Linked DNA regions of Homo sapiens: region 2 is linked to region 1. Evidence: read pairs that join two places in POLR2A ChIA-PET (ENCODE). Cell type or tissue: HepG2. All regions are shown on one strand. Links, peaks and the distances in the headings refer to the core of each region. The heading gives the core; the rest is flanking DNA.

Region 1 (13,677 bases), core at 823-8,822:
AGTGGAGATGGCAGTGAGCCGAGATCGCGCCACTTCACTCTAGCCTGGGCAAAAGAGCAAAACTCTGTCTCAAAAATAAATAAGTAAATAAAGTTGTCTTGATCATAGTGGTCTGTTTGGTAGATGCCTGTTCAGCTACAGTGGTGCAGTTCATAGAAACATACTGTGCTAGGATAAAGAACTGCAGTACCACTGAAGCTGGTTCTTTGCTACGTCTTGCTTTGGATTTCATTTTACAGTTTTAAAAGCAAACAGTGTAGTCTCATTTTTGTTGGACTTTAAACTTAACAGCGTATGTTCAGACAGGGATTGAATATTTGCTTTCAGTTTGGAAAACCTTCTGTTCACTGATCTGATAACGTACATGTTTCTGAAACCAAGAAAAGAGCAGCTTGAGAGCCTGAATGCTGTGGGACATGAGCAGGCGAGCCCTGCCTTCCTGGCTCCCCCGCCGTCATCCGATGTGTGCACACGTCTCGAGTAACGTGTGAGAGCTGGGCCTCACAGCTTGGGCCAGTACGTGAGGGAGTAACAGTGGTTGGGAAATTGGAGCAAAAGAACAAAGCCAGAATCAGATGAAGACCATGGAGGGTTGGTGGGCTGTTTTAGAAATGATGATGAGATTGGCCATTTACCAAATGGTGAGAGAGCTTCTATAAATTATTATTTAAGAATTGCTGTAAGCTAGAATCACCACACAAGACATTTTAGAGAGGTGAAAAGACATGGATCCTGTTGTCATGGAGCTTAAGTCCAGGCTGGGGTGACCCCAGCTCATCACTCCTGGGCTGTGCCCTGAGCGTGTCAAGGATGAGACATCCTGGGAGTTTTATACGCCTCCTCTCTTGTCCATGTTAATAGTGTGAGCCATCAGCGCTTCCAGACATGCTCCATGCTTAATTCTGAAGGTCTGCTGCTTATGAACTTTCTGTCTCTTCCTATAGTACGCCCTGCATGTATACAATGAAGTGATGAGTGTTGGCCAGAAATACGGAATCCGGAATGCTGGGTATTACGCTCTTCGCAGTCTCCGAATTGAGAAGTTTTTTGCCTTCTGGGGTCAGGATATAAATAACCTCACCACGCCCCTGGAATGTGGACGAGAGTCTCGGGTGAAATTAGAGAAGGTACTGTGTTTACCCAGACTCCACTTTCACTCAGCATCCCGAGTAGTGAATCTGCACTAGACTAGGAAGAAGAACTGATGTGACAGGAAAAGGGGGAAAAGATTGAGGCCTTGATGTTAGCATCAGGTAAATGAGGACAAGAGTGCCCTGAGAATGAAAACTTTATAGGATAAAATATCTTCAAATGAAAACATAATAATGGTGGCTCACGCCTGAATCCCAGCACTTTGGGAGGCTGAGGCGGGTGGATCACCTGAGGTCAGGAGTTCGAGACCAGCCTGGCCAACATGGCAAAACCCGTCTCTACTAAAAATACAAAAAGTAGGCCGGGCACGGTGGCTCACACCTGTAATCCCAACACTTTGGGAGGCCAAGGCGGGCGGATCACAAGTTCAGGAGATCGAGATCATCCTAGCTAACACAGTGAAACCCCGTCTCTACTAAAAATACAAAAAATTAGCCGGGTGTGGTTGCGGGCGCCTATAGTCAGGAGAATGGCGTGAACCCAGGAGGCAGAGGTTGCAGTGAGCCGAGATCACGCCACTGCACTCCAGCCTGGGCGACAGAGCGAGACTCCGTCTCAAAAAAAAAAAAATTTACAAAAAGTAGCTGGGCGTGGTGGCCAGCACCTGTAGTTCCAGCTACTCGGGAGGCTGAGGCAGGAGAATCACTTGAACCTAACAGGCAGAGGTTGCAGTGAGCCAAAATCGCACCACTGCACTCCAGCCTGTGTGACAGGGCAAGACTCCGTCTCAGAAAAAAGAAAACATAGTAAATAGATGACACTTGGTCAGGTGCGGTGGCTCACAACTGTAATCCTAGCACTTTGGGAGGCCAAGGCAGGAGGATCACTTGAGCTCAGCCTGGGCAATACAGCAAGACCTTGTCTCTGAATTACAATTGAAAAACAAACAAAAAAACCCACTTATTTCTAGTGTTCTGCTGTCTAAAAGACTGAGTGCTTTCTGGGAAGCTATTCTGAGTTAATTATGGTGATGCATTAACATGCCACGAATATTTGTACAAACTAGTCGTCCTATAGTCAGCTGCCTAATTTTTGTGGTTTTTTTCTTTTGTTTTTGATTTTGAGGTGGGGTCTCATTCTGTCACCCAGGTTGGAGTGCAGTGGCGCGATGTTGGCTCACTGCAATGCCCTCTCATGCTCAAGTGATCCTCCCACTTCAGCCTCCCAAGTGGCTGGGACCACAGATGCACAACCATGCCCAGCTAATTTTTTTGTATTTTGGTAAAGACAGAGTTTCACCACATTGGCCAGGGTGGTCTCGAACTCCTGAGCTCAGGTGATCCGCCCTCCTCGGCCTCCCAGAGTGCTGGGATTACAGGCGTGAGACAGCACACCCGGCCTAATTTTTTTGGTTTTTTTGTTTTGGGCGGATCACCTGAGTTCACAAGTTCGAGACCAGCCCGGCCAACATGGTGAAACCCCGTATCTGCTAAAAATATAAAAATTAGCTGGGCATGGTGGCAGGCACCTGTAATCCCAGCTACTCGGTAGGCTGAGGCAGGAGAATTGCCTGAACCTGGGAGGCAGAGGTTGCAGTGAGCCGAGATCATACCATTGTACTCCCACCTGGGTGACAGAGCAAGGCTCCATCTCCAAAAAAAAAAAAGGTAATAACCCATTTTGGAAAATATAAAGAAGGAAATTAAAATCACCCATATTTTGTCTATTTAATGGTAGTAACTATTTTTTTTTTCTTTCTTGAGACGGAGTTTCGTTCTTGTTGTCCAGGCTGGAGTGCAGTGGCGCGATCTCAGCTCACTGCAATCTCTGCCTCCTGGCTTCAAGCGATTCTCCTGCCTCAGTCTCCCGAGTAGCTGTAAGCCATCCAGCTAATTTTGTATTTTTTGTCTTTACCAAAATACAAAAAATTAGGTGGGTGTGGTGGCGCATCTGTGGGCCCAGCTACTTGGGAGGCTGAAGTGGGAGAATCACTTGAGCATGAGAAGGCATTTTTGTATTTTTTCTTTTTTTAGTAGAGATGGGGTTTCTCCAGGTTGGTCAGGCTGGTCTCGAACTCCTGACCTCAGGAGATCCCCCCGCCTTAGCCTCCCAAAGTGCTGGGATTACAGGCGTGAGCCACCGTGCCTGGCCATAATCACCGTTAATAGTTTATTCTAGTCTTATTTGTTGTACATATGTGTATATATGTGTGTATGCATTGAATATAGATGTGCATGGTCTTGTTGGGATTATATAAAAAAGTCTTTTTTTTTTTTTTTTTGAGACAGAGTTTTGCTGTGTCAACCGAGGCTGGACTGCAGTGGTGCAATCTTGGCTCACTGCAGCCTCTGCCACCCAGGTTCAAACGATTTTCCTGTCTCAGTCTCCCTAGAATTATAGGCACACTCCACCAGAATCTTGGCTCACTGCAGCCTCTGCCTCCCAGGTTCAAGTGATTTTCCTGTCTCAGCCTCCCAAGTAGCTAGAACTATAGGCACACTCCACCACACCCAGCTTATTTTTGTATTTTTAGTAGAGATGAGGTTTGCCTCATCTCTGTTCAAGGCGTGAGCCACCACGACTGGCCAATATAAAAACATTTTTCTAAAGTACTGGACTGATAAGGTATTTTATTAAGTGAGTGAGTTTTCTTCCTAAACGTTTTTGTTCTATCTGGTCTTGTGACTTTATGTTTATAAAATAGGAAACAAAATGCGTACCTCTGTTGTTACAAAAATTACCGCGGCGTCTTTTATATTTCACATGCAGTTTTTCACATGGTAGAAATCGCACAGTTTCCCAAAAGCTGGCAGGGTTGTGGGAGGAGGCGGCTGTGCCCCATTGCAGTGACACCAGGGGACCCTTCCCACGGTGCTGCTCTCTGTGCCGAGGGTCTGAGTGTCGCTGGATGACTCGGCGTTTCCTTTCTTTCTTAGGGCATGGATTTCATTGGTCGCGACGCCCTCCTGCAGCAGAAGCAGAATGGAGTGTATAAACGCCTCACCATGTTCATCCTGGACGACCATGATTCAGACCTAGACCTTTGGCCTTGGTGGGGAGAGCCCATTTACCGGAATGGGCAGTATGTTGGCAAGACCACCAGCAGTGCCTACAGCTACAGCCTGGAGCGCCACGTTTGCCTGGGCTTTGTGCACAATTTTTCTGAGGACACGGGGGAAGAGCAAGTGGTGACAGCAGATTTCATCAACCGGGGAGAGTATGAGATTGACATCGCGGGATACCGCTTCCAGGCCAAGGCCAAGCTCTACCCTGTCGCCTCCCTCTTCACCCAGAAGCGCCGAAAGGATGACATGGAGCTGAGTGACTTACATGGGAAGTGATGCCACCAGGGCAGCCTCACCTCCTCCCCATCATCTTGTCCTAGAGTGGGCGTCACCTTGGAGCTTCTCTTCCTTCCGCCTCTGTTCCTCTTCTGGAGCCTTTGCCTCCCATCTCTTATCTCCTTGATATAATTTTGAACTTGACCTACTTTAAACTTTTTTGCTCTGCAGCCTTCCTTGCCCTTCCACCTCCTCCTCCTAATATTCACTCTGGGCTCTTCTTCCCTTCCCACCCCTCACTCAGCTTCTCGTGGTGGCAGGAGGTATGTCTGACAGGACAGAAGCAAGCTCCACTGTGGACATGAGTGATGGTGACAGCTGCTTTCAAATTCTGCATCTCAAGGCAGGGCAAGCCGGGGTGGTGCAGGTCTCAGGGCACGAGTCCCTCTCCCTTGGGTTCCATTTTCTTGGAGCAGCCTATTAGTTCTGGTGGGGTTGCCGTGTGTCGGATGCAGCCCTGAGGGGCAGCTCGTGCCTGCAGCCCGGCAGCTCGTTCTCCTGTTCTGCTGTGCTGTGGGCTGGCACTCGATACCTCTGGCAAGAGGATGATTATCTACCTCACTGATAAGAGGCATCGCATGGACGTTCTCTGGTCTGTAGTGGAGACAAGCAGTTAACCTAGCACCATCCTCATCCTCCCTGCAGAAGCCATTAGCAGACCTTTGGGCCAGGGCAGCCTCCCTATAATTTTCTTCATCTCTTGCTAATCTCTATAATAAGGTTGCTTTTTCTTTCTTAGTTGAGTAAACAAGTAAGCCACAGTGTTTGAAAGGGAAAAACCATATTGCCTTGTGTGTTGCTTTTCCCAGTCAAAAGGGTCTGACCTTAGAAAGTCCCCACCAGTGATGCTGAGTGTTCTGCTATGGAAACAATGCTGCTTTTCTCTCAGCTGTCCAAAGTTCAGCCGTTCCTCCTTCCCCTTCTCCCAGTGCGTTTGACTTTGTCAGGTCAGCCTCACTTGTCCCTTTCACAGTTGGCCCATAAAGTCATGTTTCTCTCCCTTTAGAATAGGGAGGGGAAGGGATCAGGTGTGTTGTCCTGGGCCTTTCAACCTTGCGGGCTGTGCTGAGTTCCAGAGAGCTGCCGGAATTCCAGGTTTGACTCTCCAGCACAGAGCAGAGCTACACAGAGGTGACCCACGTTAGTCCACTGAGAGTTCTGAGTCCAAAGGGTGTACGTTGCATAAGGCTAGAGACCGCTTTTCCTCCTTTCCCCCCAGGCTCTTTGTTTCCCTCCACCCACCCTTCCATATCCTCTGGAGCAGGAGACAATGTGGGTGCCCAGAAGTGCCCTGCGCTTTCAGGCAGTGTCTCTGTTTTCCCAAGGTGAAACTTAGATATCATGGACTGTTGTCCAGCCTCAATGCTTCATTTTCCCCTTGCATATCAACTGCCCTAATCTGACTTTTTTTAAGTGCAAATAAACTGCTATAAGACATTTTGGTTAGTAAAACTCTAGCCTTTGGCGTGTTGGTATCTTGGAAGCATTAGCTCTGATAGGTCTATAAGTGTATTAAGGGACATCCTTCCATTTCATTAGAGCAGCTTAAAATGCTCAGGTGTCTGCCTTCTCTGGTGTTTCTTTGGGATCTCTGTTTACCCACTTACGCTGGCTCCTTCTAGACATTTCTTGCCACTTCCCCAACTAGACCACTCCTAGTGATTACTGACTTTAGTGCCTAAACCTTTTTGGAAGGTTCTGGTTGGCTTGTTAGAGGAGCATATGATTAGAATTCTGTTTGGGGGTCTAGTTGTCTTGGAGCAAGTATGTACTTAACTAGCCGAGAGATGCTGCCTCTAGGCAGAGAGGAGGAGAGGTGTTGCCGGCTGGAGGGCCAACCAGTGAACACCAGCTGTGAAGGCCTTGGGAGAGGAGGAACAGGCCCTTGGGCAGATGCAGGCATTACCAGCAGGGAGCAGACTTACCTCCGAAGATGGAGACAGGTGACTGAGAGCTGCAGGCCTCCTCTGCTCTTCCAAACACGTAGCATTTGCACCCCTCCAAAGCCATCTTTGTAAAGGAAAACGTATTTGTAATTGAATCCAGAAGAATTTAGTTACACATAGACATAACTCTTCAACCTTAACTATGGCAATACATTTGTGCTTTAACTGTTACATAGCAGTATCACCACTTACCAGGATCCAAATCGAAATAATAAAAGCTGTCTCCATAGTTTAAAATCGAATAGTGCCATCATCACAGTATATTAGTCAAATAGAAGCTTCATCAGAAATGTATCCCACATAGAGTTTTAAGACTTGGATTCTCTTCTGCCCTTGTTAATCTCCAACTAATTACTACAGATTGACACGTTTTTAATTAGCTGTCCTTTGTAAGAAGTCAGGAAATCTGATGCTGTGTCCAAAATTATGCACTGTTTGTTGAAGTAGAACCAGAAATCCTGACCTCCTGTTAAATGACATCAGTTTCCCCCTCTGAGCAACAGACTGCTTGTCTTGCTAGGAGAGGAGGATGGGGGGCTGAGCACTCAGGCTGTCCATTGAAACCCCTTGTCCATGAATAGGGTCATACTCCTAAGACTGATGGGGTGTTGATCTTCTAGGACATCACTTGTTTATTCAGTGCCCCAAACACAGATTTCTCTTCTAGCACTTTAGAGTTGATCCTTGAAGTCTCTCCTGGTTCATTCAAATACAAGCTGTGTGAGTCTGGTGGTTTTCTGTGATTGGTCTAATGTGAGCTCTTTGAACAGACAGATCTGACAGTGAATGACTCTCCCCTGCTTCTGGCATAACTGCTTTGCCTCTGTCTAGTGTCCAAGCATCTTAGCTGTTCAAGAGGAGAGGGCAGCATAACTTCCTGACCACCGGTGTCAGATATCAGAGCATTCTGGACTCCTGAGAGGCAGTGGCCTCTTGAGTGAACAGGGGAGGCCAGTAGATGCCCCAGATCCAGAGCCGTGGCTGCAAATCCAGCAGGAATAAGGAGGGACAACCACAGCCTCCTCATCCATGTGTCATTTCCAAGGGTTTGCCTTGTGTCTCAGCTCATTCTGGGCAGCACGTTTGTCTTCTGTCCCTAGAGATTTGAAGGATTTTGGACTCTTGTGAATGGGTGACTGGACTTGGCTTTACAGAGTTGGGTGCTTTTTTCTCTCTGCAATTACCTGTCATAGCATTTTGTGCTCACCACGAAGGATGGTCTCTGCCTTCTCTTGTCGGTGTATGCCATCTGAACCTAGGAACACAAAGTATATTGGCCTCAAACGGAGACCCAGGGTTGCCAGTTTTCCGTGGGCCTTCCCCTCCCTTGAAATGTCTTTAATTACCTCCCCTTCATCGTCAGGCCACGTGTGACTTCTGTTCTTAGCACTGCCAGGGTCATTGACTTCCATCTAAGCTTGCATCAGGAAGATGTTCCTTCTGTGATCATTGGTACTGAAGCCAGAAAAGCTCTCATTCAGGAACTCTGAAGAGCAAAAAGGGACAAACACTAACTGCTGAGCTGGGCCATTTGATCTCCTTTCACCTTGCATTGCTGTCACAGCACCTTGTATGATGGCAGGACAGGCTCCAGCAGAGAGAACTGCACAGTGACCACTGTATTTTTCACGCTCTTCCAGGGATCCCTGTCCCCCGACATTGAAGAGATCTCATTCAGGCCAGAGACACAGAGACCACATAGCCCAGTGATTAAACCCCGGTTTCACTCTGGCCCCAGGAGTGGAGCCTGGCCACTCCTGTTTGGTTCTCACTGGGAGGCCCACTGGCCTTGGATCATCTCCTCATGCACACCCGGAGTTTTACCTGCTTGCTTGCTTTCCTGGACTGCTGTTTGCAAGAAAGTAACTAAAACATGAAAAGTAAACCTCCAGCTTCCACAGTATATTACCTGCCGTTGCATGCATTTGAAAGTTAGCCTCCTCCCTTGCCACCGTCTTGGTGGCAGTAGCGATGCAAGAATGATGGGAGCTTTCCGAGAGCGTTCAGTGTTTCACTGAAGACAGGACCCATAGCCTTCATTTCTGGCTCTGTGTCTCCTCTGGCATATGGACACATTTCCTGGCATTTGCCTGAGTCTACACCACTTTTTGAGAACCTGAAATAGAAGGGAATCTTCTGTGGCCCACAGTCTCCATATTGGCACTAGAAGACTGGCCTGGCGGAGGAATTTGCGTTGGCTTGCTTTCAGGGGTTAGCTACAAGATTCAGCTTTATATCTCTGTTGCTTCTTGGCCAGTGTAGTCAATAAGGGTCTTCTTTAACATCTAAGATAGAGGTTTGGTTGGCCGGGCGTGGTCGCTTACTCCTGTAATCCCAGCACTTTGGGAGGCCCAGTGAGGTGGGAGAATTGCTTGAACCCAGGAGGCAGAGGTTGCAGTGAGCTGAGATTGCACCACTGCACTCCAGCCTGGGTAACAGAGTGAGACTCTTGTCTCAAAAAAAAAAAAAAAAAAATCTAAGATAGAGGTTTGGTCAACAGTGCTTAATAATAAATAAGAACCTCCTGCCATTCTAATTTTCCTGCTGCACCCCATCCCCCACACACCCCTCACGAACATTGATATAAGCAGTATTAACACAGTATAAAGAATGTTCACCTTGCATATGTCATTTCAGGCACATGGATTCAGGAGAAGCACAGTTGAGTGGAAGAAATGGTAGACTTGTGAGGCTTGCCCCAGGCCTTGTGTACACGCAATAAGTGGTGAGCCATGGGTCTCTCCGTCAGCGCCTCCCTCCCCGCCACCACTTCAGGCCAACAATTTAAGGTGCTGAGTTGTAAGGCTCCTCCATTGTCAGTACAGGGCTCGCCTTTGTAGCCCTGATCACTACCAGTACACTTTTCAAGACAACTGAGTATTTTTGTATGCCTTTGCCTTCCCTTTGTCCATGAAACATGAAGAGTTGTTTATGGTTCTTGACTTCTCTGAGCAGAGTGTCTGCATCTCTTGGAGAGTTACACATTTCTTCATGAGCCATTTTTCTCATTCTTAGATGCACCTGTTTTTATCCTTTGCAGACCATCTTCTGCCTTCTTATTTTCCTGTCTGTCAAAGACAGAAATTACAGGAGATAGGGAGGGTTTTTTAGCATCTCTTTCAAAAGATGTATGTCAGAATTTCCTTTGCACACCAAGAACTGGAGCTTAGAGCCCCACTATTCTCTAAGCCAGGTTCTAGTGCCTTACACTCCAGAATGTCAGATGGTGGGTGCAGATTGGAAGAAAGAGAAAAGTTCATCTCGGTGTGTGGGTTCCCATCCGCCCCACATAGCCTCTCCTTCTTCGGAACAATGGGCGTGGGGTAGAAAGCTCTTTCAGTGAAGGGTGTTCTAGCAGCTCAGTTAACACTTTACTCTCCAGTCAACACTTGGGACATATAAAAATGCCATTGTAACTACTGTAGAGTCCTGTGACTCATCGTTTGTGTTTGTCAATTTGCAGTTCAGCTTAGCCCTTCCCTGTTCCTGTGTAGTTACAATCTGGCCCTGAAGACATCCGAGGCACTTCAGTAAGTGGGATCTTTTCTAGAGATCCTGGGTGACTTTGGGTGCACAGGGTGACCGAGCATTTCTGCCCCTGTGAATGTGGCACTAACACTGTGCACTGTCTCCACCAAGCAAGGTTTCCACTGAGTTTCTTCTCATGTTACTGGGTTTGTAAATGAATAAACACATTTTAACTACTCTTGCACGGCTGCTTGTGAAATGTTCTTCATCTGTAGTGACTTAAATGTGTTTGCCACCACAAAGCATAAACAGCGTGCAGAGGAGAGTGTGTACCTCCCTGTGTGTACCAGTGTGAGGGAGGATTTGGGGACGGGGGTAGAGAAGATGTAGGTGTTTATCTTACCCTCCCTGCAGCGCTGGAGTGGCTGGGGGTAAAAGCTTCCCGCCTCCTGAAATTCCGACCGGCCTTCTGCCTACAGCTGACCTCAGGAGGAACCTGCCACCTGATGTTCCACACGGGCACGTGTGCACTCAGGTTTGTGTGGAAAGCAAGGGGGGTCGTGTTCTCACCCTGTGGAAACAACCCTGAGAGAAACAACCAGTGCTCTTTTTCTACACCAGCTTCCATCCACAAGTTGGTCCCTGGACTTGACCTGTTCACTAATTTTTTTTTTTGAGGCAGAGTCTTGCTCTTTTGCCCAGGCTGGAGTACAGTGGTGTGATCTTGGCTTACTGCAACCTCCACTCCCAGGTTCAAGTGATTTCCTGCCTTAGCCTCCAGAGTAGCTGGGATTACAGGCACGCGCCACCATGCCCAGCTAATTTTTGTATTTTCGTAGAGACGGGGTTTCGCCAGGTTGGCCAGGCTGGTCTCAAACCCCCAACCTCAAGTGATCCACCCACCTTGGCCTCCCAAAGTGCTGGGATTACAGGCGTGAGCCACTGTGCCTGGCCCAAAGTAATTTTTGAGTAGTTTTTTTTTTTTTAAGTATTTGTACTTTTGAGAATCTCATAGGTTAACATGTTTACAACAATCTCTTCATCTTGTCTTCTAAATCAGCCCCTTCTATTCCAGTTCCAGGAATAGTCAACCACGCCAGAAACCTGGGACTCACCTGGTCTCCCCACTCGCCTCTCCCTACACCTCCCGCTCATTACCCAGCCTCACAGGGCTGTCTCCTCAGTGCCTCTCCTCTGTTCGGACCTCACTGTCCCCACCACTGCTGCTGTGGCAGAGAGGGTTGTCAGCCCTGACTTCGAGAACAATCTCTTACTGATTTTCCTGCTTCTCATGTCATCCCCCCTCCCTCTGCAGGGTTGTCTTTGTAAAACAGGGGAGGTCAATTTACTCACTGCCTTGAAACCCTCAAGGGACTCCCCTTTGTCGTGAGACAAAGCTCTCAGTCCTTAGCCTGGCCAGCCAGGGTCTCCAGGGTGTGGCAGGCCACGCTGCCCCAGGGCTCCGGCCTGCGCTGCGTGTGATGTGGGTCCTGCAGCCGAGTGCGTGCTCGCCATCCACAGCTGGATCTCACCTCGAATCCTGCTTTCCAGTCACACTGAGAGGTCTCCCACTCCCATATTTGCTCACTAAAATGCCTCCTGGCAGCCCTCCCCTGTGCTTGTGGAAAGTCGCAAATTGAGGATCACATGGACCCCCACTCCCCCAAGTTGTCCTGACAGAGACCTCCTGTCTTTCATTTGATTGATTGATTGAGACGGAGTTTTGTTCTTCTTGCTTAGGCTGCTGGAGTGCAGTGGCGAGATCTCGGCTCACCACAACCTCCGCCTCCCAGGTTCAAGCAATTCTGCCTCAGCCTCCTGAGTAGCTGGGATAACAGGCATGCGCCACCATGCCTGGCTAATTTTGTATTTTTAGTAGAGACGAGGTTTCACTATGGTGGTCATTGGTCAGGCTGGTCTCGAACTCCTGACCTCAGGTGATCAACCCACCTCAGCCTCCCAAAGTGCTGGGATTACAGGTGTGAGCCACAGTGCCTGGCCCCTCCTGTCTTTCAAAAGCTCTGCCCAAGACCACCATCATCCCACAGTGGAGCCTTTCCTTCCCCAAGAGAATGGCCCCTTTGGGGTCCTCACACACCCGTTTCTGATGTGTCTTTATTTGGTTATCTGCCCTGCTCCTTCTGTAAGTCCCTCGGAGAAAGACTCGAATTCTCCCAAACTCCAACACCTCACATGGTGTTTGGTGTTTAACAGATGATTAAATGAATGGGCAAAAAGTGGAGGGCAAAATCTTTAAAATGTCTTTTAAGATTTAAGGATTTTAGGCCAGGTGCGGTGGCTCACACCTGTAATCCCAGCACTTTGGAATGCCGAGGCGGGCGGATCACCTGAGGTTGGGAATTCGAGACCAGCCTGACCAACATGGAGAAACCTTGTCTCTACTAAAAATACAAAATTAGGCGTGGTAGCGCATGCCTATAATCCCAGCTTCGCGGGAGGCTGAGGCAGGACAATCGCTTGAACTCAGGAGGTGGAGGTTGCAGTGAGCCGAGATCACGCCATTGCACTCCAGCCTGGGCAACAAGAGCGAAACTCTGTCTCAAAAAGAAAAAAAGATTTAAGGATTTTAAATGTTTGATTTTTTTTTCTTGTTGAGATAGAGTCTTGCTTTGTCGCCAGGCTGGAGTGTAGTGGCGTGATCTCGGCTCACTGCAACCTCTGACTCCCTGGTTCAAGGGATTCTCCCACCTCAGCCTCCCGAGTAGCTGGGATTACAGGCACACGCCACCACGCCCAGCTAATTTTTTGTATTTTTAGTAGATACCGGGTTTCACCATGTTGACCAGCATGGTCTCGATCTCCTGACCTTATGATCTGCCCACCTCAGCCTCCCAAAGTGCTGGGATTACAGGCGTGAGCCACCGCGCCCGGCCTGAAAATTTTTAAATGATTGTTTGCCGACTTTACAACAGGACGATGTTGTTGTTCGCAGGCCAGTAGGTGGCGCTGTGGCACGTGATCTGAGCCTCCTGGATTCACACAACTGTTCATGTGGAGAACCCAGTGCCGGGACCCATTAGCACCCCAGTCAGGCTATGCGTCTCCCTCCCAAGGGTGCTCACCTGGTGTGGCCTTCATGGCACAGGGGGAGTGAGATGAGGCTCCTTTAGTACACCCTCCCCTGAGAAGAGCGACGTGTGCTTACCCTCCAGTGGCTTGTTCTCATGAAAGGCTCCACAGTTAGGGACCTTCAGATGCTTAGATCTGGGGTGTCACCTGACTCAAGCAGCTCAGAATCCCAGATTGTTGTGGTGGGTCAAGGGCATGGGGCTTTGGGTTTACTGGCCTGGGTCTGAATGCCAGCATTGCCTCTTCCTTGGTGTATAGGACCTTGGGTGGTTACTTTTCCTAGGCCTCTGTTTACTTGTTTTAAAATGGACAGTGATGCCTACTTTATAGGGTTGTTATGAAACTCAACTAATGAATATAAAATACTCGACCCAGACTGGCATGGTGGTTCACGCCTGTAATCCCAACACTGGGAGGCCAAGGTGGGAGGATCTCTTGAGCCCAGGAGTTCAAGACCAGCCTGGGCAACTTAGGGAGACCCCGTCTCTACCAAAAATAAAAAAATTAGCCAGGTATAGTGGTGTGTGCCTGTAGTACTAGCTACCCGGGAGGCAGAGGTGAAAGGATCGCTTCAGCCCAGAAGTTCAAGACTGCAATGAGCCGTGATCATGCCACCGCACTCCAGCCTGGGTGACAGATCAAGGCCCTGTCTCAAAAAATAAATTAACAGGTCGGGCGCAGTGGCTCACGCCTGTAATCCCAGCACTTTGGGAGGCTGAGGCAGGAGGATCGCTTGAGCC
Region 2 (16,809 bases), core at 3,576-11,575, 93 kb after region 1:
CTATGGTGGGAGGATCACTTGAGCCCAAGAGATAGAGGCTGCACTGAGTCGTGATGGCACCACCCCACTTTAAAAAGAAAAAAAAAAGAGCTGGGTATGGTGACACCCGCTTGTAGGGCTGAGTGAGGTGGGAAGTTCACCTGGGCCCAAGAGTTCAAGACTACAGTGAGCTATGATTGCACTACTACACTCCAGCCTGGGTGAGAGAGTGAGGCTCCAGCTCCAAAAATAAATAAAAATAAAATAAAAAAATAAAAACCCCACCATTCTACCATTCTCAAAGGCCTAAAAGATCCTCATAAATCAATATACACCTATCCTATAAATTATGTCCCTTTTATTTTATGTCTGAATTAACAGCTTTTTATTTCAACTCTGTACAGTCTTCAAACAACCACCTTTTAGACATTAAAAATGAAGCAAAGATATTAAACCATTTTGAAACCATATTGGTTTAAAATACCGATATGCTGGTTTCATTTATCTTTAAGTTCTGACATTTCTGCTCAAGTACACAACTTACTATATAATCAATATCCTATTTTATTTAGCAACATGTTCAGCAAAAGTATATGCTCCTAAAAGCAAGTTTTATCCTAACGGTAAAATTTTCATCAGTTAGATTAAATTTTTTATGACTGTATCACACATGCTTCTTTCTCCTTATTCACAGCCGAGTACAATGCCTGGGGTTCATTTCTTGTGTCTTTTCCACTGAACCCTCATTGGATGTGCTATATACAGTGCAGCTAATGTTTGAGGCTGCTGAAGTGTGGCAATCTATCTACCTCATTTTTAATTTGTTTATGTTCTTTGATATCAGGCTATCAAAGAATATAAAGATATACAAGTTTTCATATGAGTTCCATCTTATGCTCAGAGAAGATTACTTTCTGAGGCTTCTCCTATAGTGTGCTATTCGTAATATGTTGAAAAACTAAAAGGAAACCCAATAATTTAAAAGTAAAATTATAAGAAATATTATTTAAAAATGAAAGAATAAGATTTAAAAATTCAGAGTGGCCTTTTGTCATGGGAGGGTAGGGAAGTTGGATGAAAGGAGGATGAGATATAAAAGGATTCCCTGCTTTTCTGGTTATTTAAGAAAGCAGTCAGACAATATATACATATACACATACATACATACATGCTAAACAAATGAAGGATTAATAACAGTTCACCTGGTAAAGAGAAGCATTTACAATGTAAAACAATTTTATTTTTGAATGACACTTCAAATGCCCAAAAGCACTTACATCTGTTACGTATGCCTCAGTAATCGGAGGACCCGAATTGGGCTGAAGCGTTCCCCAATGCTCCTCACCACAGTACTAAATACCCGGAGAAGCGCAGTCAGCTTTGGTAATGACACTGATGGAGGAGGGACGTCTTCATCCACTGATTCCCCAGAGGCCACATGGCTGAGGTCCTAGATGTGAATTCACAGCATTCTTAATAAGTAGTACATTGTTTAAAAAAAAAAAAACTCTAAAATATTTCAATCAATTCATTTTAGAATAGATTTTTAGGCTTTTAGAAAGAGAACTGTGGCCCATGAGAATATTCATGACTCTGAATATAAAAATGGGTTTTACCTAATTATTTCAAAAAGCCAACATTAAACCCAATAGACAACAAATTAAGGAAATAATCTCTTAAATCAACTCAGAAAGCTGTTGGGGAAAAATAAATTCTAGCACATATGCTCTAGTTATATGTAGGTATAAATGAAGACGGAAGCTTTTGCCACTCCTGAATTAGTTTTTGGCTAAAAATCTCATTCTAGGTATTCTTTGAGCCACTCAGCTCAACAGTAAGTCCTCCAAACCAAGAGCATGCACATGAAGAGCAAAGGGAGATTACAAGACCTGGTCTACAGATGTGTAACTGAAGAAGTACGATATATGAAAAGGACAAGATTCGCAAAAACTAGGATACTAGAACCAATCTATACATTTACCTAAAATTAAGCACCAAAATAACAGAAGAGAATGAGATCTTAAGGATAACAAGGGGAAGCATCTCTACAAACTAGAATGTGTGGCTTATGAGAGGTAGATCAGCTTTAAACGTGGGCTGTGAAAAAAGACATTCTAGGTGTGGGGGCAAAGAAAAAACAACACAGAAGCAAAACATTTCCTTGCTTTTCTAGGAAAGAGTAAACACATCAGTACAGCTAAAGGTACTGAATTCCTGTTGACTACAAGCAGCAAAGATGATAAAAACAAGATGAGGCCAAAATCTTTATGGGAGCCTTGATTGGTTGATCTGAATAGGGGAGAAACACAAAGAGATTCAGATAAGAGATAGCACAGAGTTAAGCCATGACAGTGGGGCCAGAAAAGCCAAGTACCAGTAACAGAGGCTTCAGCAGTGCTCTTAAAGCTCCTATGCTATATTCGTACAGCCACAAAAGCTGGCTGAAGCCAAGGCCTGTCCTCCAAAGTACGATTCAGATCTCCCGTACATATGTAAGAGGAAAATCTTTAGGAGCTTTTGGTGTTTTGTGTTTTTTTATAACACAACATCAATTTGCTTTAAGACTCTGAAGACTGGGAACAAAAAATAAAAATAAATAACAAAAAATGTCTTTAGAAAAATACCAGCTACCAAGAGTATGTAAAGCTTTGCGAAATACGAAGCTTGCAACGTTTCTTTTAGTCTCTCCAGTAATTCTCCTGGTAACTTAAATACATCTGAAATAAATGTTTAAAATACTGACTGAGCACGGGGGCTCATGCCTATAATCCCAGCATTTGGGAGGCCGACGCGGGTGGATCACCAGTGGTCAGGAGTTTGAGACCAGCCTGGCCAACATGGTGAAACCCCGTCTCTACTAAAAATACAAAAATTAGCTGGGCATAGTGGCGGGCACCTGTAATTCCAGCTACTCAGGAGGCTGAGGCAGGAGAATCATTTGAACCCAGGAGGTGGAGGTTGCAGTGAGCTGAGATCGTGCCATTGCACTCCAGCCTGAGTGACAGAGTGAGACTCCGTCTCAAAAAAAAATTTTTTTTTCAAAATATTGCAATGGGCTTGTAATTTCTGCTTAAATGTCAGGAGGTCTGAGCCATTTTAAAATAAATCTAGCACAATTTAAGATTTTTTCTTAACCAAAATTTTAAGAAACAGCTTTCTATATACTCACCTCAGCATATGCTTCCATGTCTTCTAGAAAATGACCAAGAAGAGTCGTAGAAAATGCAAGATCAGCTACCCAAAATGGCTCCAAACTCTGCAACCACCCTTGGAATCGTATAAGAAATTGTGAAAGGGTGGGGGGAGAAAAAACACCAAAAAATCCAAATTAAAAAAATATAAGAGGCTTGTTTTAAAAAGTATCCGGTTTTCAAGCAGCATACCCTAAAACATGTCCTATATCATAAAATTAAGACTGCTAAACATGCTGATCACGATTAACCAATACCTCTTTAATTAATACCTCTTTAATTTCTGCAAAAATTAACATGTAAATGTTATTTCCTTACTTTTTCAGTAAATTTCCTATCTATATTGTCACTACACATGACTTAACACTAAAATGCCACAATCTACCATTGGCCTGGCTAATCCCAGGGCCACATCTAACCATTAAAGGTGTATACTTATCTCCTCAGTGAAAATGAAACAGACCACTATCACCTGAATATCCTATTTTCAAAAGTTTATTACACCAAGTAAGTTACGAGAAACTATGACACTTGAAACAAGCTGAAATGTGCAAATGAGCCATGCTAGTCATTCACTTAACTCCAAAAAAATGGGAAACAAAACCATTTCTCATTTATGACAATTCTCCAAATTAACCCTATTTCCTTTTTTAAAAAAATAACCAGAAAAACAATAAAATGTTACAAATAACTTGGATCTTCCATTGTCCACTTCAGGGTATTGCCACTGCAATATATTCTTACCATATACTTTTTCCTACCAGTACAAACTACAAATAACTTGGGTAAGTCCTGTCTGTACTTATTCTACCCACCTACTAGTAATTTCTTCTGAAAATATATATTTAGCTAACAAGTAATGTTCATTTACAATATAACATTTCTCTGAATTAGTTTTCTTGCATTATTAAAGAAATGTTATTGATAGATGGTCACTGGGGGACCACTGCTCCTCCCCGACAGTATTTAAATAACTGGTATAGGCTGCAAGACTTACCAGATACCTGCTGCGTGAGCGAAGGTTTCTGAGTATGATCTATATGCCATCCAACTAATATATCAACTGTATCCTTGATGGAAACAAAGAGAGAGGGGGCCAATCATTTTAAGATATTACTGCCATTCACCTGTGGACCATTCCACAGCAAAAGATCCTAAAAGGAGCATCTATGTTCTACCTACTCAACATTCTAGAAACTTAGAAAGGGGAGAGGGGCAGGAAAATAAAAGAACTACATTTCTGACAACAATGAAATAGTTTATTTTCTTCAAATATTTTAAGGTACGAACGTCAGAAATAAAAATGCAGCATTTAACCCTGGAACCTCAAATATCACTGATTATACTCAAAGGAGCAGAGGCATTGTTTTCCATCTGATTCCTCAGTTCCTCACACACACAACCATCCCCCTCACCCCATGATCTGAAAAGCGAAATGAGGAATTCACCCTAAAATTAGTGTGGAGAAAACAAGCAAATTAGGTTATTTACTAAGTGACTACATAAAAAACTGAGTATGAGACCAAGAAAAATAGATTCTGTAGTTTTAGTTAAAAAAAAAATTGACTTGTAAATCCCAACTACTCGGGAGGCTGAGACACAAGAATCGCTTGAACCCAGGAGGCAGAGGTTGCAGTGAGCTGAGATTGCACCGCTGCACTCCAGCCTGGACAATACAGCCAGACTCCATCTCAAAAAAAAAAATAATTAATAAATAAATAAAATAAATATACTGAAAATATTTCACTCCACTAAGATGTTAAGCTAAAAACAAATACTGTTTTCTCTTCTTCAATGTTTGTTAACATTAGTCCTTAATAACATCTGTTTACAATATCCCTAAATGCTCTCTTTAAGATTCCACCTGTGATTAAATTTCAAATACAAAAAAGTAAAACGGATTTGGGAAACTTTTCTATAAAGTACAGCAATTAATTTGCAATCCAAAATATAAAGCAAATTTTATATAATTTATGCTTTACTATATTAGTACTTGCTTCACATTAAAATTAAAGATCAGTATGGCACCACACATGAATAACATGCAGGCTCAGGTTACCATTATACATAAATTTTTAAAATAAATATATGGCAAAAATAATAATTGTCATTCCATTGAAAGAATATTTATTTTGCAGCTGTTAAAAGACATTTTTCCCTAAAAAAAGAAAAGCTGTGCTTTACATAGCAATCTTATAAAAGAAATGCTAGAATCAGAAAACCATCATTTTAGGCTGGGTGCAGTGGCTCACACCTGTAACCCCAGCACTTTGGGAGGACGAGGCAGGTGGATCACTTGAGGTCAGGAGTTCAAGACCAGTCTGGCCAGCTCGATGAAACTCCGTCTCTACTAAAAATATAAAAATTAGCAGAGCACAGTGGCACCTGCCTGTAATCCCAGCTACTCAGGAGGGTGAAGCATGAGAACTGCTTGAACCTGGGAGGCGGAGGTTGCAGTGAGCCGAGATTGTGCCACTGCCCTCCAGCTTGGACAATAGAGCAAGATTTCGTCTCAAAAAAAAAGAGAAAAAGAAAACCATTATTTTGCAATAGCCAATGTTATAATCTACACAGGCACAGACTATCAATGCTAAAAATCATTTAAAAGACATCTTAGGGGTAATTACAGAAATTTGAATATAGAACACATATGTAATAAAATTCATTTTCTTAGGTATGATTACAATATTCTTGTTATACAGAAGAAAAACCTTATTCTTGGGAGATGCAAACTAAAACATTATGGGTTGAACTGTCATCATGTGTATGGTTTTCAGATGCTCAACAAAAGTGTGTGAGAAAATAAAACTGGCAAAATATTAGTAACTGGTAAATCTAGGTGAAGCATATTATTATGAAATTATTATCGTATTTACAGGTATTTATTTTACTGGTGCATCTATCTTTCTATGAATGTGAGAATTTTCACAAGAGCTGGGAAAATGTTCATAATTATGCATGCAGAATAAGCCCAAGCTGGTGGCATTCTGTTCAGTTACAGGTAATTTTCTGAATCTTCCCTCAAATTTTTCTCAAACCTCTATAATCAAGGGGAAAAATGTTTTGTTTTGCTTTGCTTTTTTGAGATAGGGTTGCCTATAATGGAGTGCAGTAGCTTGACCATAGCTCACTGTAGCTTCAACCTCCCAGGCACAAGCGATCCTCCTGCCTCAGCCTTCAAGTAGCTGGGACTACAGGTGCATACCACCATGCCTGACTTATTTTTTTTCCTTTTTTTTTTTTTTTTTTTTTTTTGATAGAAACAGGGTTTCACCTTGTTGCCCAGGCTGGTCTCAAACTCCTGGACTCAGGCGATTCACCAGCCTCAGCCTCCCACAGTGCTGGGGTTACAGGAGTGAGCCACCATGCCCAGTTAAAAATACACTTTTTATTTAAAAAAAAAAGAGAACACTCCTTATATTTCCTTTATATTTTGTAAACTACATACCCAAAATAAAGCATATCAAAAACTGTAAAAAAAAAAAAAAAAAACCCTAATATCAGATATTCCAGACACAACAATACCATAATTTAATCACTTAAAATCTTACTCAAAACTAAATCAATGATCTTTTAGGCCAGGTGTGGTGGCTCATGATAGTAATCACAGTACTTTGGGAGGCCAAGGCAGGAGGATCACTTGAGGTCAGGAGTTCAAGACCAGCATGGCCAACACAATGAAAATCCATCTCTACTAAAAATACAAAAATTAGCCAGGCTAATGGCACACTCCTGTAATACCAGCTACTTAGGAGGCTGAGGCAGGAGAATCGCTTGAACCTGGGAGGCAGAGGTTGCAGTGAGCCGAGATCATGCCACTGCACTCCAGGCTGGACAACAGAGCAAGACTCCGCATCAAAAAAAAAAAAAAGATATTTTAATATATTCAGATACACAAATATGAAATAAAACTAAGTAGAGCTGGTATTCATTTACACATAATTATCTTATACCGTTTGGAATAAGAATTTGGGGCACGTTAGCAAACCAAAAGGCTCAGAAAGACGTCGTGATATTTAGTTCTTGTCTCCCTCTACAAATGTGAAGCACTCTTCTATCCGGCATTCCTAGTGGAGTTCCTATTTTCAAATTTGCAAATCATTCTGGTGCTAAGCAATCTCAAAAAAAACATTTACTAAAAACCAGAGGAAAAAAATCTTATAACTTTGGGAGGCTGAGGCAGATGGATCACTGAGATCAGGAGTTTGAGACCAGCTTGGCCAACATGATGAAACCCCATCTTCTCTAAAAATACAAAAAGTTAGCTGGGTGTGGTGGCAGGTGCCTGTAGTCCCAGCTATTCCAGAGGCTGAGGCAGGAGAATCACTTGAACCTCTGAGGCGGAGGTTGCAGTGAGCTGAGATCGCGCCATTGCACTCCAGCCTGGGCAACAGAGTGAGACTCTGTCTCAAAAAATAAATATAAAAAAATAAAAAGCTGCTATTCTCCATTAATACCTGCAGGCCCGACAAAGGCAGCCTAGGAATTCTAGATGAATGGAATGAATACAACTTGCTGGAAGTTCTTAGGAAACAAAATGACTATTCACAGAACCAAATAAAAGCCTTCCACTAGAAACTAAAAATAATAATAATAATAATAATGGTTTTATATATATGCATACACAAGCAAAGCCAGAAGAGAATAAATAGCAAATGAATGAAAACTAGAAGCAAAAACAAACAGGAAACCATCTCTACATTTTTTTTACTCAATCGACCCTGAATGCTACAGCATTATCCAGGGCCGCAGAAAACACACATAATACTTTATTCCTGATAAACAATTCGATGTCCTTAAGTCCGCCAATATCACCGTACATTCTGTGCAATCAAGAAATTTACTCAGCTGGGCACAGTGGCTCACACCTGTAATTCCAGCACTTTGGGAGGCCAAGGCGGGTGGATCACCTGAGGTCAGGCATTCGAGAACAGCCTGGCCCACATGGCGAAACCCCATCTCTACTAAAAATACAAAAATTAGCCCGGTATGGAGGCATGTGCCTGTAATCCCAGCTACTTGGGAGGCTGAGGCAGGAGAATGGATTGAACCCAGGAGGCAGAGGTTGCAGTGAGCCAAGATTGCACCATTGCACTCCAGCCTGGGCAACAGAACAAGACTCCATCAAAAAAAAAAAAAAAAAAAAAAGAAAGAAAGAAGAAAAGAAAATTAGCCAGGTGTGGTTGCATGCACCTGTAGTCCCAGCACTTTGGGAGGCCAAGGCAGGAGGATCAATCAAGGCTAGGAGTTTGAGACTGCAGAAAGAAACCCTGTCTCTAAAAAAAAGGTCCAGGTAATTTCAGGGTCCAGCTCCACCACAAGCGCAGCTCCAGGGGCTGTTGAGTTTTGCCTTTATCATTCCAAGTAGTCCCTGCTCCAGACCAAGTCCCACCATCTGGCAGTCAGGTCAGTCCAACCACAGTCATATCAGGGCCCTTCCAGGAATTCTCGACGCAAACTGGAGGCCGATGGCGCGGGTCTTTTCGTGGACGGCGGCAGCACGGTCCTCGGCTTGCGTCCGTAGTTGCTCAGGCTTCTGGTTCAGGGCTGGGCGGCGGCGCCCCTGCGGCGGGCGGCCCGCACCAGGCTCTGCTGCAGCACGGGGTAGAGGCGCTGGCAGCCCTCGAGGCCCAGGCGTACGGCCTCCGCCCAGCTCTCTGTCAGGCCGCCCTCGCCGCTGCCCAGCAGCCCGGCCACCTGATTCAGCACAGGCATGAGCGCCACGGTGAGGCCGGCGGCGGCGCGCTCTTCCTCGAGCCGCGTGGGGTCCAGGAGCCAGGTGGGCGCGGGCCCCGGCGCGAGGCTGAGGCCGCAGCCCACCACCAGGTCGTACATCTCCACGCCCGCGTCGGCCAGGGCGAGCGCGGCGGCGGTGAGCGCGGCGGCCAGGGCCGAGCCACCGTCCTCCAGCAGCAGCGCCGACACCTCGAGCTGCGCGCGCGGGTAGCGGCCCAGGCGCACAGCCGGCTCCAGCGCCTCCTGCAGCGCCAGCGCCAGCTCACGCTCCTCGCAGCCGCCCGGGGGAGCGCGGCGCCGGCGGCCCGCGAAGGGTGCGCGGCGGAAGTCGCAGAGCAGGCGACCGCGCAGCGCGGCCGGGGCCTCGCCGCCTGCTCCGGCCGGGCCGCCGCCGCGCTCGCCGCCCTCGGCCTGTCGCGGGCCCGACACGGCACACAGCACCTTGGTGCCTCCCGCCTCCAGGTAGGCCGAGCCCTTGGCCTGGCTCAGCAGCCCGGCGCGCGCGTACACGGGCCGTAGCCGCGTTGGGTCGCGGGTGCCGGGCGCCTCCTCCTCGTCGGCCGCGTACAGCTGCGGCGGCTGCGATTCTTCAGGGCCGCGGATGCGGCGGTGATCCCCAGGCATGGCGGTTCTTGGCGTGCGAACCCCTTCCGCCCAACGCCCTGCCGCATCCACTGGTTCTTCCGTTGTTTAAAGACGCGCGGCTGCGCATGGGCTGTCGAGAGAGCGGCGGGAGGCACTACAGCGCCCCTGGAGGCCCGGAGGGAGAACGGCCCGGTCCCAGTTGTGCAGGGTAGCCGGATCCATCCATCTTGCTGGAAGGGAGGGGGGAGAGCAGCTCCAAGAAAGGCTTCTCTGCTTCCAACTACCTCCACCCCTCATCTACTGAATTATGAACGCCTTGCTCCAAGTCACCCCACCTATTTGGCCTCCACCTCCACAGACGTTTGAGGCAGCCCTAGGGGCTGTTCCCAAAATTTTGGGTTCTGGGGCTGGACTAGGTGAACACCACAGCAGCCAGCAGGAGCCACAGCATTTATTCTACAGACGCCAAAGGCTGTCAAAAGAGCCAGCCCCTATTGGGAAGAGGGATAGAGATCATGCGGCATTAAGTATTGCACGTGGTCCTTTTATTCTCTGCAGCAAAAACGATTCCTACTTGCTGACGCGGAAAGCTCAGGTCTGGAGAGCCGTTATCTATAGATGCGAGCGTGACGATCAACAGCAATGCGGGGTTAGTGGTTCTAGACCGATGGCACTGACGTGGAGGGCTCAGGGCAGAAATTTAAGGGGCACTGAGACATAGGACTGCTCCCAAGTGTGTTCCAGTTACTGCTGGGTTAGGAGGGGCTCTTTAAAGGTCCCAAGATTCAAATGTTCTTGTAGCAGATGAAGAGCTCTTGGCTGGACGGATGGATCCAGTGGGAGCCTCCTCCTTCCCCACTCAGTTCTTTACATCCCCGAGGCGCAGCTGGGCGAAGGAAGTGGCCAGCTGCAGCGCCTCCTGCAGGCAGCCAACGTTCTTGCCTGTGGCCTGTGCAGACACATCCTTGCCACCACCTTTACCGTCCATCAAGCCTGACACCTGCTGCACCCACTCGCTGGCTTTTAAGCCCCGATTGGCTGCATTCTAGAAGACAGGAAGGGAAGGGGGAGTCAGCACAGAAGATGGGATTGAGGGAGGAATGCAGGGAAAGAAAGGATGGAGGAGCCATCACCCACTCCTTGCCCTGGGTGATACTGCTGGAGGCCGAGACAGACTTTACGGCTGGTACAGGGGGCGGCCATGGCCACTGCCAGGACAGGACAGAGTGGCAAAGCCAGGTATCAACCAGATGTCTTCACCAATAAGAAGGCCTGGGTAAGGGGTACTGGCAAAGGTAACCAACCGGTGGGCAGAAAGGCTGTTTCGAATGCAGGCTGTACACACACAGGCCTCAGCCAACAACCTTAAGACCTAACACTTCCCACTGGTGCGAGGTGGTGCTGACCTGGGGAACTTGACACAGGCACGTGATCTTGCCAGCCTCATTGTCCACCGTGAAGAGCATGGCAGAAGTCTGAGGGGAGTGCATCTTGAAGAGCTTCAAGGCTTCATTCAGGGCCTGTGGGGAGGACCTGGCTCAGGCCACGGTGCTGGAGCAGGGACCCTCACTAGTGTGAGCATTTGCAGCCCTCAGAAGGCCTGCCACCCACCCCTACCCCTTCCCAGAGCAGGGGCTGTGCCCAGGGCCTGTGGGGAGGACCCCAGCGCCGGGCCCTGCCCCTACCCTGGCCCAGGTATGCCTCCCACATGCAGGGAGCTGCTGCTCCTCCCAATCTCAATCCCAGACCGTGGGCCCTTAGGCAACCACTTCGCTCAGAGCCACAGAGGCCACATGTCAGCCACCAGAGAGCTGATGAGCCCTAGGGGAGGGGACCCTGGCCCCTGGGTTGCCTTGGCTGAGGCGCCGCTCTCCATCTCCAGGATGACAAGAGGCTGGTTGGGGTTGCTGTCGATGAACTGCTTCGTCTTCTCTAACACCTGCAAGAAAAAAGTCCAGAACAGCAGCTCAGACCAAAAGCCCAGGCCCCGAACCCCTGGCTGTTCTGCCAGCCTTTGCCTAGGAAACACTCTGGCCACTGGTGCTGCCAGGACTCACTCGTTTCTGGACATCGGCTTTGCTGGCTCGGTCCAAGTCATCCATGACCTTCTTTAGGGATTTGAGAGTCTCCCGCAATTCATCCTTCTGCCACTGGGGGATGACTGCAGTGGCCAGGGCCTGGAACCAATAGACGACCATCTCAATCTGGGCCACAACTTGCTGGGATGTCAGGGTCCAGCCCACCCCACCCGAACCCAAGTCCTCCCTGACTAGTGTCCTGGAAAGGAAAGCAAGGAAAGCTTTGAGACCAGTCCCTTTAGGAGCAGCTGTGGCAGGTGAAACAAGCAGGGCTAGAGAGAAAGGAGCAGCAGAAAGCTGGGCTCCCAAATCAGGCCCGGTCCTTACCAGGCTGGGAACAGCCTGTGATAAGCTTCCTGGCAGCTTGAAATGCAAATAAATACCAGGCAGGCTTGGAAGCAGGGGCCAGCCTTAGCCCATTCCCCAAATCCCTCCACCCCAGTGCCCATACATGCTTGGGAAGAGCTCTCCTGCTAGCAGCACTGGGAGCAGCAGGGAATGTCCAGGGTCCAAGGACAGGATCCATGGGGTCCCTGCTACAAGGCTACAGGACAACAGAAGTCAGCCCAAAGGCCCATTCCACCAAGAACCAGGGCCTGACTGACTACAGATGATTTCCTGAAGACGGGGCATGTTTCATGCACCAGGCCCTGAGGACGGAGGGAGGGAAGCCGCCCCTACCTCTCCAAGGTCAGCGATCTCCCTCTGCACATCCTTGTTTGGAGCAGTCTGAGCCTTCACTTTGGCTTCCATGACAGAGAGACATTTCTTCAAGCTCTCTGCTTTCCTGAGGGCCTGGGAGGGGACACCGGGTCAACCCCAAGCAGGAGGTCTGAGTCAGACTCACTATCCTGTGTCTGAGCAGCTGCGGAAGCCCCGGCGGTAGGCCTTGCAGCAACATACCCCAACACCCCAAAAGTGTCTGTGGGGAGTAGGTGCTGGCAGCCCCAGGCCCCAGCAAGGAGCACAGTGCTCACAGGCCCATTGGCAAAGGCTGCACCCAACTCAGACTCAGGGGTGATCAAGCTCGAGAATCAGGAGCCCCTTCCCCCAGGAAGTGGCCACCCCTGGGGCTTTAGCACAAGTCAGACACACCAGTTCCCATGAAAGAGCACCCATCCTCTACTGCACGGCCTCAGACTAAGCACGCCCCTAGGAGTACATGGATCAGCGCTGGGGGCCCCGATGCCACAGCGAATCTATGTCTTACCCTCCTCCACATGGAGACAGGAGGGGGTAGATGGCCAGATTCACATTTTTTTTTTTTTTTTTTTTTTGGAGACGGAGTCTCGCCCCGTCACCCAAGCTGGAACGCAGTGGTGCGATCTCGGCTCACTGCAACCTCTGCCTCCCAGGTTCAAGTGATTCTCCTGCCCCAGCCTCCCAAGTAGCTGGGATTACAGACGCGCGCCACTACACCCAGCTAATTTTTGTATTTTTAGTAGAGACAGGGTTTCAGTATGTTGGTCAGGCTGGTCTCGAACTCTTGACCTAGTGATCCACCCGCCTCGGCCTCCCAAAGTGCTGGGATTACAGGCGTGAGCCACTGCGTCCGGCCTGATTCACATATATTTTAAAAGACTAAACATAGGAAAGCTAGGAGATCTTGTGTGGTGGCAGGTTTCTTCTGCCACTCAGGGGTAGGACACTGGGGCAGGGGGAGTGGCCCAGCCTGTACTTTCACTCTGACTGCAGCAGCCACGCAGAGCAGTGTTTGCTCTATGGATTCGCAGACTGGGCTCCTCTTGCCTTCTTCAGATAAGCCACAAACCAGCCTGACCTGCTCACCTTCTGGGCCTCGGCACCTGTGACAGCCACAATCCTCCGGATACCCTTGGCAATGGCTTCTTCCGTCACGATCACAAAAGCTCCTGCATGACTCGAGTTCCGCAGGTGCCTGAATGGCAGAACACAAAGTCCATAGTGAAAGAGGCCCTGGCAGCCCTTGGCTGGGGGGTCACACTAGCGGACAAGAGAAGCAGGAATGGGTTGACAGTCAGGGAAAGCCTGGGCTTGAGAGTATTCTGACACCAAGCGGGACACCAGCTCGCTGAGCCTGAGTGTTCTCAGTTCTCAAATGGGGATGATTCTCCCCACACAGTTGCTGTGAAAATCAAATGAGGTAAACATGAAAGTGCTTTGTGGTCCCTAATATCCAATACAGTCTTACCCTTAGGCTCTACGTGACAGTTTTGGTCTTGTAGTGGAACTTAAGCTCCATTTTTGTATTCTGCTCACTAGGTGACAATTTTGGAGGATTACTTTTAAAATCTTACCACAACCCCTTAAACAGGCTTTATTTCTCAGTTCAGAGAACCTCAAATGTTCATTAATTCATCCTCATTCTTTGAAGATAGTATAGTTTTTTTTGTTTGTTTGTTTTGAGACAGAGTCCTGTTCTGTTGTTCAGGCTGGAGTGCAATGGTGTGATCTTGGCTCACCACAACCTCTGCCTCCCAGTTTCAAATGATTCTCTTGCCTCAGCCACCCAAGTAGCTTGGATACAGGTGCCCGCCACCACTCCTAATTTTTGTATTTTTAGTACAGACAGGTTTTCACCATGTTGCACAGGCTGGTCTTGAACTCCTGACCTCAAGTGATCTGCCTGCCTCAGCCTCCCTAAGTGCTGGGATTAAAGGCATGAGGCAACATACCCAACCCTTGGTATAAAGTTTTTGAAAGCTGTTTCCTGTAGTCTAAAGGGTATGAGCAAACAGGTAATCAGGCAAAGTGGGACTCGTTTGAAGGCCCAATTCAGCTGGGCAGAAAAGCCTTGAACTCAATCCCCCAGGCCCCTATCCTACTCTCTGCACATCCTACTTGCTCCCTGCCTGCCAGAGGCCTGCAGGAGACCCTGGAGGGTCTCAACCATGACATTAAGAATGTTCTTTTCAGCCGGGCGTGGTGGCTCACACCTGTAATCTCAGCACTTTGGGAGGCTGAGGCGGGTGGGTCACCTGAGATCAGGAGTTCAAGACCAGCCTGACCAACGTGGAGAAACCCCCTCTCTACTAAAAATACAAAATTAGGCCAGGCACGGTGGCTCACACCTGTAATCCCAGCACTTTGGGAGGCTGAGGTGGGTGGCTCACGAGGTCAGAAGATGGAGACCATCCTGGCTAACAGGGTGAAACCCCATCTCTACTAAAAATACAAAAAATTAGCTGGGCGTGGTGGTGTGTGCCTGTAGTCCCAGCTACTCAGGAGGCTGAGGCAGGAGACTCGCTTGAACCCTGGAGGTGGAGGTTGCAGTTAGCCAAGATTGCGCCATTGCACTCCAGCCTGGGCAATGAAACTCCGTCTCAAAAAAAAAAAAAGAATGTTCTCTTCATGGCTGGGCATGGGGGCACATGCCTATAGTCCCAGCTACTTGGGAGGCTGAGGCATGAGAATCGAAGCCAGGAGGTAGAGGTTGCAATGAGCCGAGACTGTGCCACTACACTCCACCCTGCGGGACAGAGCAAGACTCCACTTCAAAAAAACAAACAAAAAAAACCACAATTCTTTTCACAAGGCTTCATTTGGAAGCAGAAACTTTCCAGGCCACCATGACCTTCCCAAAAAGGCCCAGAGAGATACAGAGGAATCCAAATTGGCAGAAGTGGCTATCCCAAGCCAAACTGAGCTGAGTCAACCACGTGGCCTGCTCGGGGGCTCTGAGACAATGGAGCTACATTCCCCAGATGCCGCCCAAGCTGTCAAAGGAAATTAGGTGAGATACCAGGAATGGGAAGGGCTAGGCCCACATCAAGAGCTCAACAAGCACTCCAGGCCTTGCTGAATCCCAAATTCACACAAGCCTTCTTGCTAGTTTCAGCCCAGCAAACAACAGCAAGCAACTGTGTGGTAATGTGAATACAATGTTTTCCCCCTTTTCCTCCTGGGAATGTTTCGTCAGGAAATGTTACCTTCAGATACAGGGATCTAATGAGCATGCTAGGATGCTGAGATTCTTGGGAACGCTATTTAGCAACGGCATTTCTGAGGACTTCACTTCAACCTTAGACAGACAAGAGTTGGTCCAGCCTAAGACCTACATCCTCAGAGGATGAAGGTAGATGACCTGTCTACTCTGCCCCTCTGCAGTACTCACGTTCCCCCACAGAACTCAACAGAAGTCAGGGAGCCAGCAGGCCCAGAGGGGTCATCCAGCAACTCGGACACCGGGACCCCAATGGAGACGACTCGCACAGGGTCAGGATAGGTCTCATCAAACACAGCCCGTAGGCCCTGGATGGCTTTCGCTGCTGCCAGGGGGCAATCCTGGGTATAGACGGCCTGCCAGACCAAGAAGACAGAAAAGAGCTGGAAGAGATCCCTGGAGGTGCGGTACGACGAGGCAGGAAAGCATGGTCCTGCAGGCAGGACTCGGGTTCCAACCTGGCTTGGCCTAGCACGTGCCATGAGCTTCCTCAATCACACGCCACGTGCAAAGTCAAGGGCATCAGTATGGGAATTTCCAACTATTTTGTTAAACTGTGGACCAAATCTCATATGTGAACAGACTTAACTAGAACAGCTCTGGTTCTCCCAAGGTGGGGTGGGACAAATGCCTCTCCCTCTCCCCTCCACCAACCACCACCACTGCCCCCGGCAAAAGCACAGATGGAGAATCACTGCTTTAAACAAACTTTTTTTTTTTTTGAGACGGAGTCTCGCTCTGTTTCCCAGGCTAGAGTGCAATGGCGCAATCTCGGCTCACTGCAAGCTCCACCTCCCGGGTTCACACCATTCTCCTGCCTCAGCCTCCTGAGTAGCTGGGACTACAGGTGCCCGCCACCACGCCCGGCTAATTTTTTCTATTTTTAGTAGAGACAGGGTTAGCCAGGATGGTCTCAATCTCCTGACCTCGTGATCCGCCCGCCTCGGCCTCCCAAAGTGCTGGGATTACAGGCGTGAGCTACCGTGCCCAGCCTGCTTTAAGCAAATCTACGTGCAGGACGAATCTGATACAACAGAGTGAGAGCACCGCACTGCTAAGACTGTGGACAGACAGTGACGGTGTGGGGAGGGGGGGCATTCAGCCGTCGCCCATCCTACCTTGGCTGCCTCAATCATCTCATTAGCAATCTCTTCAGCCTTCTTGATCTGTTGGGTGGACATGGCTCCCTTGGCAGTAAAGTCAAATCTGAGGCGGTCAGGAGCAACCAATGAGCCTTTCTGGTCAGCTTCCCCAAGCACTGAGCGCAGGGCGAAGTTCAGAATGTGCGTAGCTGTGTGGTTGCTCATGATGGGTCTTC

What was found. ChIA-PET counts read pairs that join two places held together with the same protein. Peaks named below come from ENCODE experiments on the same cell type or tissue, not always from the same donor. Only the 100,000 strongest peaks of a DNase experiment are listed, where the experiment ranks them.
Region 2: POLR2A ChIA-PET joins it to region 1 with 11 read pairs; 6 of 35 experiments call an interaction of 5 or more read pairs at or near these places.

The regions. Positions count from the first base shown.
Region 1 is chr16:70,152,447-70,166,123 of GRCh38, forward strand. It overlaps PDPR (pyruvate dehydrogenase phosphatase regulatory subunit), which reads left to right. Exons shown (of 19, transcript NM_017990.5): 18 at 945-1,127; 19 at 4,029-10,091. The coding sequence ends at 4,433. It overlaps LOC400541 (a long non-coding RNA gene), which reads right to left. Exons shown (of 3, transcript NR_126007.1): 2 at 6,359-6,443; 3 at 3,894-4,058. Among named protein-coding and RNA genes, the nearest start is that of CLEC18C, 15 kb to the right of the region's middle. In HepG2, for the core only: a CTCF peak has its summit at 6,335 (motif pointing right); a DNase peak (open chromatin) is centred at 5,345; H3K4me3 peaks cover 602 bases.
Region 2 is chr16:70,242,371-70,259,179 of GRCh38, forward strand. EXOSC6 (exosome component 6) reads right to left here and starts at 9,570. Exons shown (of 1, transcript NM_058219.3): 1 at 4,408-9,570. The coding sequence starts at 9,530. The coding sequence ends at 8,712. AARS1 (alanyl-tRNA synthetase 1) reads right to left here. Exons shown (of 21, transcript NM_001605.3): 14 at 16,610-16,809; 15 at 15,663-15,847; 16 at 13,358-13,466; 17 at 12,251-12,364; 18 at 11,549-11,668; 19 at 11,344-11,430; 20 at 10,898-11,011; 21 at 9,928-10,536. The coding sequence ends at 10,351. It also overlaps the pseudogene SMG1P7. RefSeq lists silencers at 8,777-9,096, 9,227-9,316 and enhancers at 9,697-9,746, 9,787-9,976, 10,611-11,111. In HepG2, for the core only: CTCF peaks have their summits at 8,875, 9,637 and 10,416 (motif pointing left); DNase peaks (open chromatin) are centred at 8,841 and 9,611; H3K4me3 peaks cover 2,246 bases.